Regions from separate parts of the Homo sapiens genome. Here region 2 is linked to region 1. A link is a contact called in ENCODE Hi-C data. All regions are on one chromosome and are shown on one strand. The core of a region is the stretch at or near the end of the contact, and the rest is flanking DNA. Distances in the headings are between cores, read along the strand shown.

Region 1 (4,533 bases), core at 527-3,026:
TATTTTTAGTAGAGACGAGGTTTCACTGTGTTAGCCAGGATGGTCTCGATCTCCTGACCTCGTGATCCGCCTGCCTCGGCCTCCTAAAATGTTGGGATTACAGGCATGAGCCACCACGCCCAGTACCCGCTTCTGAATATTTTAAGAAGGGCATCTTGCCAGTGGACTCTAGTCCCAACTTAGGTCTCAACACAGCTAGGAGGGGAGATGTGTGACTGTTCTATTTTGTTTGTTGGCTAGTCTGACTTAAATACTTATTAGTATTAGTATTGTTATTATTTTTTGAGACAGTCTCGCTCTGTTGCCCAGGCTGGAGTGCAGTGGTGCAATCGTGGCTCACTGCAGCCTCGACCTCTTGGGATCAAGCGATCTTCCCACCTCAGCCTCCTGAGTAGCTGGGACTACAGGCATGCGCCTGGAATATTTTTGTATTTCTTTTTTTGTAGAAACAGGGTTTTGCCATGTTGCCCAGGAAGGTCTCGAACTCTTGAGCTTAAGTGATATGCCTACCTCGGCCTCCCCAAGAGCTGGCATTACAGGCTTGAGTCACCACTCCCAGCCTGAAGCATTATTATTATTATTATTATTATTATTATTATTATTATTATTAGAGACAGAGTCTCACTGTGTCACCCAGGCTGGAGTGCAGTGGCATGATCTCGGCTCACTGGGACCTCTGCCGCCTGGGTTCAAGCGATTCTCCTGCCTCAGCCTCCCGAGTAGCTGGGATTACAGGCACCTGCCACTGCGCCCGGCTAATTTTTGTATTTTTAGTAGAGACGGGGTTTCACCATCTTGGCCAGGCTGGTCTTGAACTCCGACCTCAGGTGTTCCACGTGCCTCGGCCTCCCAAAGTGCTGGGATTACAGGTGTGAGCCACCGCACCCAGCCAAAACACTATTATTAAAATCACTTATTTGTAAACAGGTAATATTTGCACATGATAAGTACAAATCATTTAGTAAAAAGTCAACGGTGACAGGCTTGCTTTGTTTTATTCCCTTTCGGCAAACAGGTGCCCATTTCCTCGCATTTTGTCTATGGTGCCTTTCTTGCAACAAAGGCAGAGATGAATAGCTGCTACAGAGACTCAGGGCCTACATATCAGAGAACATTTTCTATTAGGCCCTTTACAGAAACCTTCGCTGATTTTTTTTTTTTAGTATTTTACCATTTCAGACAATGTTGCTATGCTATCTTTGTATATCTGTCATTTTGCACATGGGAGTTTCTGTAGAATGAATCTCTCTATGTGGAAATGCTAGGTCTTAAGGTGTCAGCATTTGTCGTTTTGATAGGTGTTACCAAATAGCCCTCTAGGGAAGTTGAACTAATTTATACTGTCTTCAGCGAAGCATGCTTGGACCTGTTCCCCACAGCCTCCACTAACCTTGTTAACATCTTGATACTTGCCGATCCGAGAAGGGAAACACGATGCTCATTGTAGTTTTAATTTGCATCTATCTGATTATGAATAAAGAGTTAGCATCTTTTCAAGTCTAAAAATCTTAAAAACAAAACTCCTGAACTTTTCCCGCCCAACAGACTCAAGACTCGTGACCCGGCCGTTGGCACGACGCGGGACGCCGGTGTGGCAGTGGCGGAAGAGGCAGATATCGCGGACCACCCCCGCGCCCCCCAATTCCTTTCAACCAATTCCCTCCCAGCCGCGGAGCCCCGCCCCCAGTCCGCCTCTGGCCAGCTTGGGCGGAGCGCACGGCCAGTGGGAGGTGCTGAGCCGCCTGATTTATTCCGGTCCCAGAGGAGAAGGCGCCAGAACCCCGCGGGGTCTGAGCAGCCCAGCGTGCCCATTCCAGCGCCCGCGTCCCCGCAGCATGCCGCGCCCCCGCCTGCTGGCCGCGCTGTGCGGCGCGCTGCTCTGCGCCCCCAGCCTCCTCGTCGCCCTGGGTGAGTGGATCGCGCCGCCCTCTGCCCCTCGCCCCTCCTCCCCGCGCCGCTCGGAAGTTTGCCCGGCGCCCGCCCTCCACCTCCACTGTTGACAAACTTAGACAAAGCCCCGGGGACCGGGCTGGGCAGAGGGGCGGCTTCTTCCGCTGCGCCCTGGCGGGACAGGGGGATGCGGCCCTGCTGTCTCTGCGCTGGGGCTTTTGGGCTGGGACTCGGGACATCGGGTGACAGCCCTGCCGCCCCCAGGGATGCGGCTTACAGATAATGACAAAGGAATCCGCTGTGTCGGGCCTCTCTTTTCCCTGGTGAAAAATGAGGCCAGGGAACTGCGTTTGACTTTCGAACCCCTTCCACCTGGGAGATTCTAGGACTCTAGTATGGATAAGTCTTGTCTGGATAACTTTGTCCTGGCCATCTCCCTGCCAACTCCAGTTGGCTGGACAGTTCATTGGATTTTTGCGCTCCCAATTGTCCGTGCCTGGTCACATAAGGGAAGGGCCGGGGAGTCGGTGCAATGGACGCAGGCCGTAAGTGGGGCCCGGGAGGGGACCCAGAGGCTTCGAGGAGCTTGGAAGAGGGCTGCCTGCTGATGGGAGTCTCCTGACTCCCTCCCTCCCGCGGCCTTGGCCGGCTGCTGTATCTTCCCCGGTCCTCCTCCGCCTCCCAGGAGGCCTCCGGAGGCCAGCTGGGCCCCTTGCAGGCTGGACTTGCGGATGCCCCGTGCCATTCACCGTGGAGCGCTGGGAGGGAGTCAGGGCCAGGACTCTTTAGGTGGCCCCTCCATCATTTTCTCATAGAAATGGGATTGACTGAAGCAAGGTAGGTAACAGCTGAGCCCCAGCCCTATGTCCTGTGATCTGCCTGACCCTCGGGGCTAGAGCTTCCAGAGTGCTCCAAGCTCCCAGGAACTTGGGAGCTCCTGGCCCTCCCCGGCCACCATGAAAGACAGCTGGATCTTCTTAGCCCCTTTCTACTCTTCCCTGTACCCCCCAACCTGAACTCTGGCCAAATGTTACTGGAAAGTCCCCGAAAGAGCAGGACTCTGAAGTCCCAAAGATGTTTTTATACAGGGTGATGTGGCCTTTTCCAGAAGGAGGAAACACCATACCTATCTTACACACAGGTAACGTGGCTGGGTAGAGTACACCTTTCCCTTTCCCTTTTTCCCACTGGACCGTTTTGCCCTGGAGCAGTGTAGGGAGAGGGCCGGTGCAGTTGGGAGGGAAGAGTCCATTCCCAACCCAAGCCTCTGTCTGTGTCAATGCTCGCCCCCGCCTGCCAGGTCAGAGGAAGGATTACCTGCTATTTAAAGCCAATGACTAATAGCTCCTTGGGAGCCACTTTAAGCTCCTGAGGCCCCTGGAGGGGGAGCTCTGAGGGCAGATCGCTCATTAATGGTGTTGTTGCCTTCCCTGGAGTGGGATGAAGGGGCTTTGAGATTTCAGGAGGACTCTCCAGCCTTAGATGGGTGACTCTGAGGGGGAGGCAAAAAGGTTTTTTTTTTTTTCTTTTTTCTTTTTGAGATGGAATCTTGCTGTGTCGCCCAGGCTGGAGTGCAGTGGCGCGGTCTTGGCTCACTACAAGCTTCGCCCGCTGGGTTCATGCCATTCTCTTTCCTCAGCCTCCCAAGTAGCTGGGACTACAGGCACCTGCCACCACGCCCGGCCCGGCTAATTTTTTGTATTTTTAGTAGAGACGGGGTTTCACCGTGTTAGCCAGGATGATCTGGATCTCCTGACCTCATGATCCTCCCACCTCGGCCTCCCAAAGTGCTGGGATTACAGGTGTGAGCCACCATGCCCGGCCAAGGCAAAAAGATGTCTCATGTCTTGCTCCAAATGACAGATTTGGGTGTAGGGTCTGGGGCAGCCCTTCTGGGATGCTAATGTCGGCTAGAGGACTCCTGTTGGGCCCGGCCGACCCACCAGAGTCAAGGGATTGAGGACAGGCCCTCCTGTTCCTTCTCCTGTGTTCTCCACCACCGGGGCTGATAGTGTACATCTGTCATCCAGGTTCCCATCCAGAAGCCCTGGTGGCCTCTCCAGCCCTTGCCCCCTGGTGGTTCTGAAATCACCCTTCCTTTTCACTCCTCTGCCCTGACTTCCTCTCTCACCATGCTCTCCTGCTCTCCACCTTCACCCTCTTCAGTGGGATTTCTGCATTTCAGCCAGAGGGACCTGTCTGCAGCTACCAGATGCTCCCCACCCTGGGAGAGCTCAGCGGCATGTCTGCACATGGGCCTTTTCAGCCTTCTTCATCCCGCAATTGGAACTGACTTTCCCACTCCCATCTCACACTTGAGAATCTCTGTTTCTTGTTTCTTGTTTTTTATTTTATTTTTATTTTTTCTCCCCCCTGGTGGACAATGGTGAGGAGGGTGAAGGAAGGTTAAAAGCCACTGCTCTACGGGATGAAAAACTAAACTTGTCATTCTTCAGATCCCTCCCAGTCTGGCCCCAGCCTACCCTTCCAGCTGCATCTAACTGTGCTCCAACATACCACACCCTCTGTGCATCTGCTTTTCTTGGAACATTCTTTACTCATTGCCCAGTCTGGCACCCCCCTTACTTTGTCTTCTAGACCCAGCTCAAATATTCCCTCCTCTGGGGAACTTCTAATTCCCCA
Region 2 (4,526 bases), core at 1,942-4,441, 770 kb before region 1:
GTTTTTTGCCTCTTACTCTCCCATAATTTGGAAATTTCCTTGTCCAGTGGTTTATATTCTTTTCTAGAAAAACTAAAACTGGGTGGAGTGTGGTGGCTCACACCTATAATCCCAGCACTTTGGGAGGCTGAAGCGGAAGGATTGCTTGAGGCCAGGAGTTCAAGACCAGCCTGGGCAATGTAGTGAGACTCCTTCTCTACAACAAAGTGTTAAAAAATTAGCCAGGCATGGTGGAGTATGCCTGTAGTCCCAGATACTCTGGAGGCTGAAGCAGGAGGATCACTTGAGCCCAGGAGTTCAAGGCTGCAGTGAGCTTCCACCGCACTCCAGCCCGGGTGATAGAGCAAGACCCTGTGTCTTAAAAAAAAATTAAGACAGTATTTAGACTTATCAGTTAGATTGTTTTATTTAAATCCTTCTAACAATTTAGGCAATTCTACATTAATTTTCATCAAAATTTATCCAGTCAAAAAAATTTCATGAATACTCCAGATGTAAGAGAGTCACAATTTTCTACGATAAATCAGACATCTTATTTCTAGGGTGATTGAGGGAGGTGGAAAGCGCAGGAGGAAGCCAGTGAAGAGGACAATGGAATGCTGAGTCAATGACATTGACTTGTGTTCCTATCTGCCATCTTGGGTGTGGGTCTTTATATGTGGTTACAGATCCTTTAGTTTGAGGGAGGTGAGGTAGAGAAATAGGATGCCAGCAGGTAGGAGGCCGATGTCAGTCCTCCCAGCAAAGCTGTGTCATTTATCTGAATGGAAATGAGAAAATAAATATGTACTCAATAAGTCACATTTCCCAGAAATGTGATTGAGATTCTCAAAAAATAGACTCAGATTCTTGGCTGTCTGTTTAACCAATCACGATATGGGATTTGAGAAATAAAATTTAGGGAATTTTAAGAGACATGAAAGCTACTAGGTCAGGGAAAATAAAAAGCTTAAATAACTATTTTTATTGTCCAGATCCTCTACTGTAATAGATTAACTATGTTCAATAAATTTCTAGACAAAATTGACTTGTGTCTGTGAGTGTGTTCTGGGAAGAGAGAAGAGTTAAACATAAGGCAATCCATCAGATAATCCTCAATCAGCCTACACAGTTGGTACAGCGAGCTCTGGGCTAGAAGATCCAGGCTGAGGAGGAGGATGGAGAAAGATTGAGATGTAGAGCCTCTGGGTTGAGAGGGACCTCTGAAATGAACTCATCTAGACTGCTGCCATGGAGATGGTGCTCTACAGTAGCCCTGTCAATCGCTGGCTGGCTTCTGCCTAGGTAAGTCTGCCTTGAATTCATGGTGGTATGTTATGTTACAGTGGTATCCATCTTGGTACTTTTGTCCTCTGCAATGGTGAGTGGTGGGGAGTTTGGGAAATACTACCTCTTCTAAGAGGTTTGTGTAAACCTTAATGGTGTCCTGGTACCACCCTGTGAATCCTTCTTTGTAACTAATGTTTTCCACCCCAGAGCCTCCACATTCATGAGGGATGCCAAAAATCGAAGAAGTTCTTCGTAGATGTACAGCCCAGCACATTCACAACTGAGCATTGTTGCCTGACAATTCATTTATTCAACAATGAATGTTTGAGTGCCATGCATGGTTTTGGGTATCCACTTGTGAGCAAGATGACCTAGGTCCCTGCTCTCACTTGGTGGAGGGGTAGGGAAAGCAGGTAGGTACGGAGAAGGAAAGAAGATAGAACTCTATGCCCTGCAAGCTACTGCTAGAAAACTAACACTTCTGTCTTCCCTCGGGACTCTCCTAGGCCCTTTCACCACTTCTCACCTCTCACCCACATTCTGCACTCCCAGCTAAAGCAGCCAAAGGACTATTTGATTTGGCAGAGCTTTCAGGCACAAAGCCCTATGTTCCCTCTGGCCCAAAGCCACTACTCTGAAGGCTGAAAACTGCCCTTTGGCTCAGGTTGCTGTCCAGTCACAGCCTCACAGATAATTTGTGCTGAACCTTGAGGTGAGGGCAGAGGCCACTTCTTTAAATACTTTGTCTTCTCTACTGCCTTACATTTGAAAAGCACAGGTTGGATCAATAAGTATTAAACGTATAGCGTATTACTCCTTTGAAGCCTCCCTGCTTGACTCCTCCCTTTCCTGCCTTCTCATTCCCTACTTTATTGCATCACAGATACGTAATTTATTACCAAGGATCTTTCATAATTCCCCACCCCTGCCTCTTTCTTCTCTTGCCCACACTGTGTGACTTAACAGAGTCAACAATACATATAATTCCACCAGCAACAAAGAAAATAAGTTTTGTTTTCCTATTGTCTGTTTTCATGAAGAGGCCCTTCTTAGTTAATCTGAAAGCTATGGCTTATACCATAGTCCTCCATCATATCTAAAGCCAGGAACTAGAACTTGGGCTTGTGCTTGAGTCCTGGGTAAAGAAGGGTTGAGTGGTGCTAATTCTTGGCTGTCTGGGTGCTCTTGATTAGTGATAGAATCCTAGTCAACACTGTCGCTTATCCAGACCCAGGAGAATAAAAATCTACTTGGCTCTCCTACTCTTCATTCTGGTAGCATCTTAGGCCAGGTAAAGTTCAATAAATTTTTTTGAATTCTAAGAAGTGGGAATTCCTCCCTCAACTCAAAGGCTATATTGTCAAAAACTCAACTCCCGGCTCTGTCGCTTCTTCACTGAGGGCAATTTATCTCCATAATCAAAGATGAATACATTCAGATGAACTCTTCTGTGTGGGTTTAAATTTTACTGTTCAGCATTCAGTCTTGCTAGTAAATAAGAAAAGATGAGAGAAATGGATTGAAAACTCCCACAAGACCCTCTATGGAAAAGGAGCCAAAAGATTGCAGAGGTATATAGAACTTTAGAGCTTTTGAGTTTAATGATGTCTATCCCTATACCTTCTTTCTGGAAAGCAGATTTTTGTGAATTGAGGGCAGGAACATTACAGAACTGATGCTTCATGGCTCTGGAATACTAAGTCCTCTGAGCCTGGATCTCCTTCAGCTCTGCCACCTACCTCCTTGTTTGCTAAATGTCCTTAGAGAAGTTAGGATATGCCTGGGGAACCCTGGGTCATATAACCATGACAACTGGCTGACCCTGTTGTCTCTCCCTCTCTGCCCTCCTCTAGCTGGGAGGTGGAAGCAGCATTGCCCAAGCCTCCCAGGAGTGACAGGAATTGTTTCTGCCTGAGGAGACACTCTGCAGCCTGGGCTCTGTGAGACTGAGGTGGCGGTCAGCCGGAGTGAGTGTTGGGGTCCTGGGGCACCTGCCTTACATGGCTTGTTTATGAACATTAAAGGGAAGAAGTTGAAGGTAAGGGCCTCTTGGGGATTTTGCTGGGGATGAAAAACTCTGCAGGGAAACTACTGAGGGAGAGATTCTGGTATAGATACCAGAATCTAGAAATAGAGGAATTGGATAGGCACAGTGGATCATGCCTTTAATCCCAGCACTGCAGGTGGCCAAGGCAGGTGGATCACTTGAGCCCAGGAGTTCAAGAACAACCTGGGCAACACAGTGGGATCCTGTCTCTATAAAAAAAGAGAAAAAATTAGCCCTGCATTGTGGTGCATGCCTGTAGTCCCAGCTACATGAGAGGCTGAGGTGGGAGGGTACCTTGATCCCAGGAGGTCAAGGCTGCATTGAGCCATGATCGTGCCACCACATTCCATCCTGGGCAACAGATTGAGACCCTGTCTCAAAAAACAGATAGGGAGAGGGGGAGAGGGACAGACAGAGAGAAAGAGAGAAATAGAGGAATTAACCCAGAGCCTTTTCAAAGATGAAACCTTTAACTTGTTTATTTATTTTTTTAGAGATGGGCATCTCACTGTATTGCCGAGGCTGATCTCAAACTCCTGGGCTCAAGCAATTCTCCCATGTCAGCCTCAGTAGCTGGGATTACAGGTGCTTGCCAGTGCACCCAGCTTGAAACTTCTTGTTTTAGTCTCTTTTGGACCCTCATTTAAGAGCCTTAAGATTTTATCTAAAACTTTTTATCTCTTATGGCTACCTGCATTTTTTATTTCCTAACCTGAACTCCTTTTTTTTTTTGAGACAGAGTCTCCCTCTGTCACCCAGGCTGGAGTGCAGTGGCAGGATCTCAGCTCACTGCAACCTCCACCTCTCAGGCTCAAGCGATCCTCCTGCCTCAGCCTCCCAAGTAGCTGGGATTACAGCTGCCCACCACCACGTCTGGCTAATTTTTGTATTTTTAGCAGAGACGGAGTTTCACCATGTTGCCCAGGCTGGTCTTGAACTCCTGAACTCAGGTGATCTGCCTGCCTTGGACTCCCAAAGTGCCGGGATTACAGGCCTGAGCCACCGCGCCTGGCCTCTTAACCTGAACTCTTATAGGAAACATTATTCTTGGCCGGGCATGGTGGCTCTTGCCTGTAATCACAGCACTTTGGGAGGCCAAGGTGGGCAGATCACTTGAGGCCAGGAGTTCGAGACCAGCCTGGCCAACATGATGAAACCCCATCTCTACTAAAAATACAAAAATTAGCCAGTGTGGTGGTTCATGCCTGTA

The links. A loop is a pair of places that touch in the nucleus more often than their neighbours do.
Region 2: a map of gastrocnemius medialis shows a loop between it and region 1 (4-fold over the local background). The contact joins the promoter of PLIN1 here to the promoter of MFGE8 in region 1. A Hi-C loop is called at or near these places in 1 of 168 maps with a recorded cell type or tissue (gastrocnemius medialis).

The regions. Positions count from the first base shown.
Region 1 is chr15:88,910,622-88,915,154 of GRCh38, reverse strand. MFGE8 (milk fat globule EGF and factor V/VIII domain containing) reads left to right here and starts at 1,776. Exons shown (of 8, transcript NM_005928.4): 1 at 1,776-1,908. The coding sequence starts at 1,836. RefSeq lists an enhancer at 2,035-2,566.
Region 2 is chr15:89,678,032-89,682,557 of GRCh38, reverse strand. It overlaps PLIN1 (perilipin 1), which reads left to right and starts at 3,191. Exons shown (of 9, transcript NM_002666.5): 1 at 3,191-3,307. It overlaps PEX11A (peroxisomal biogenesis factor 11 alpha), which reads left to right. Exons shown (of 3, transcript NM_003847.3): 3 at 1-1,023.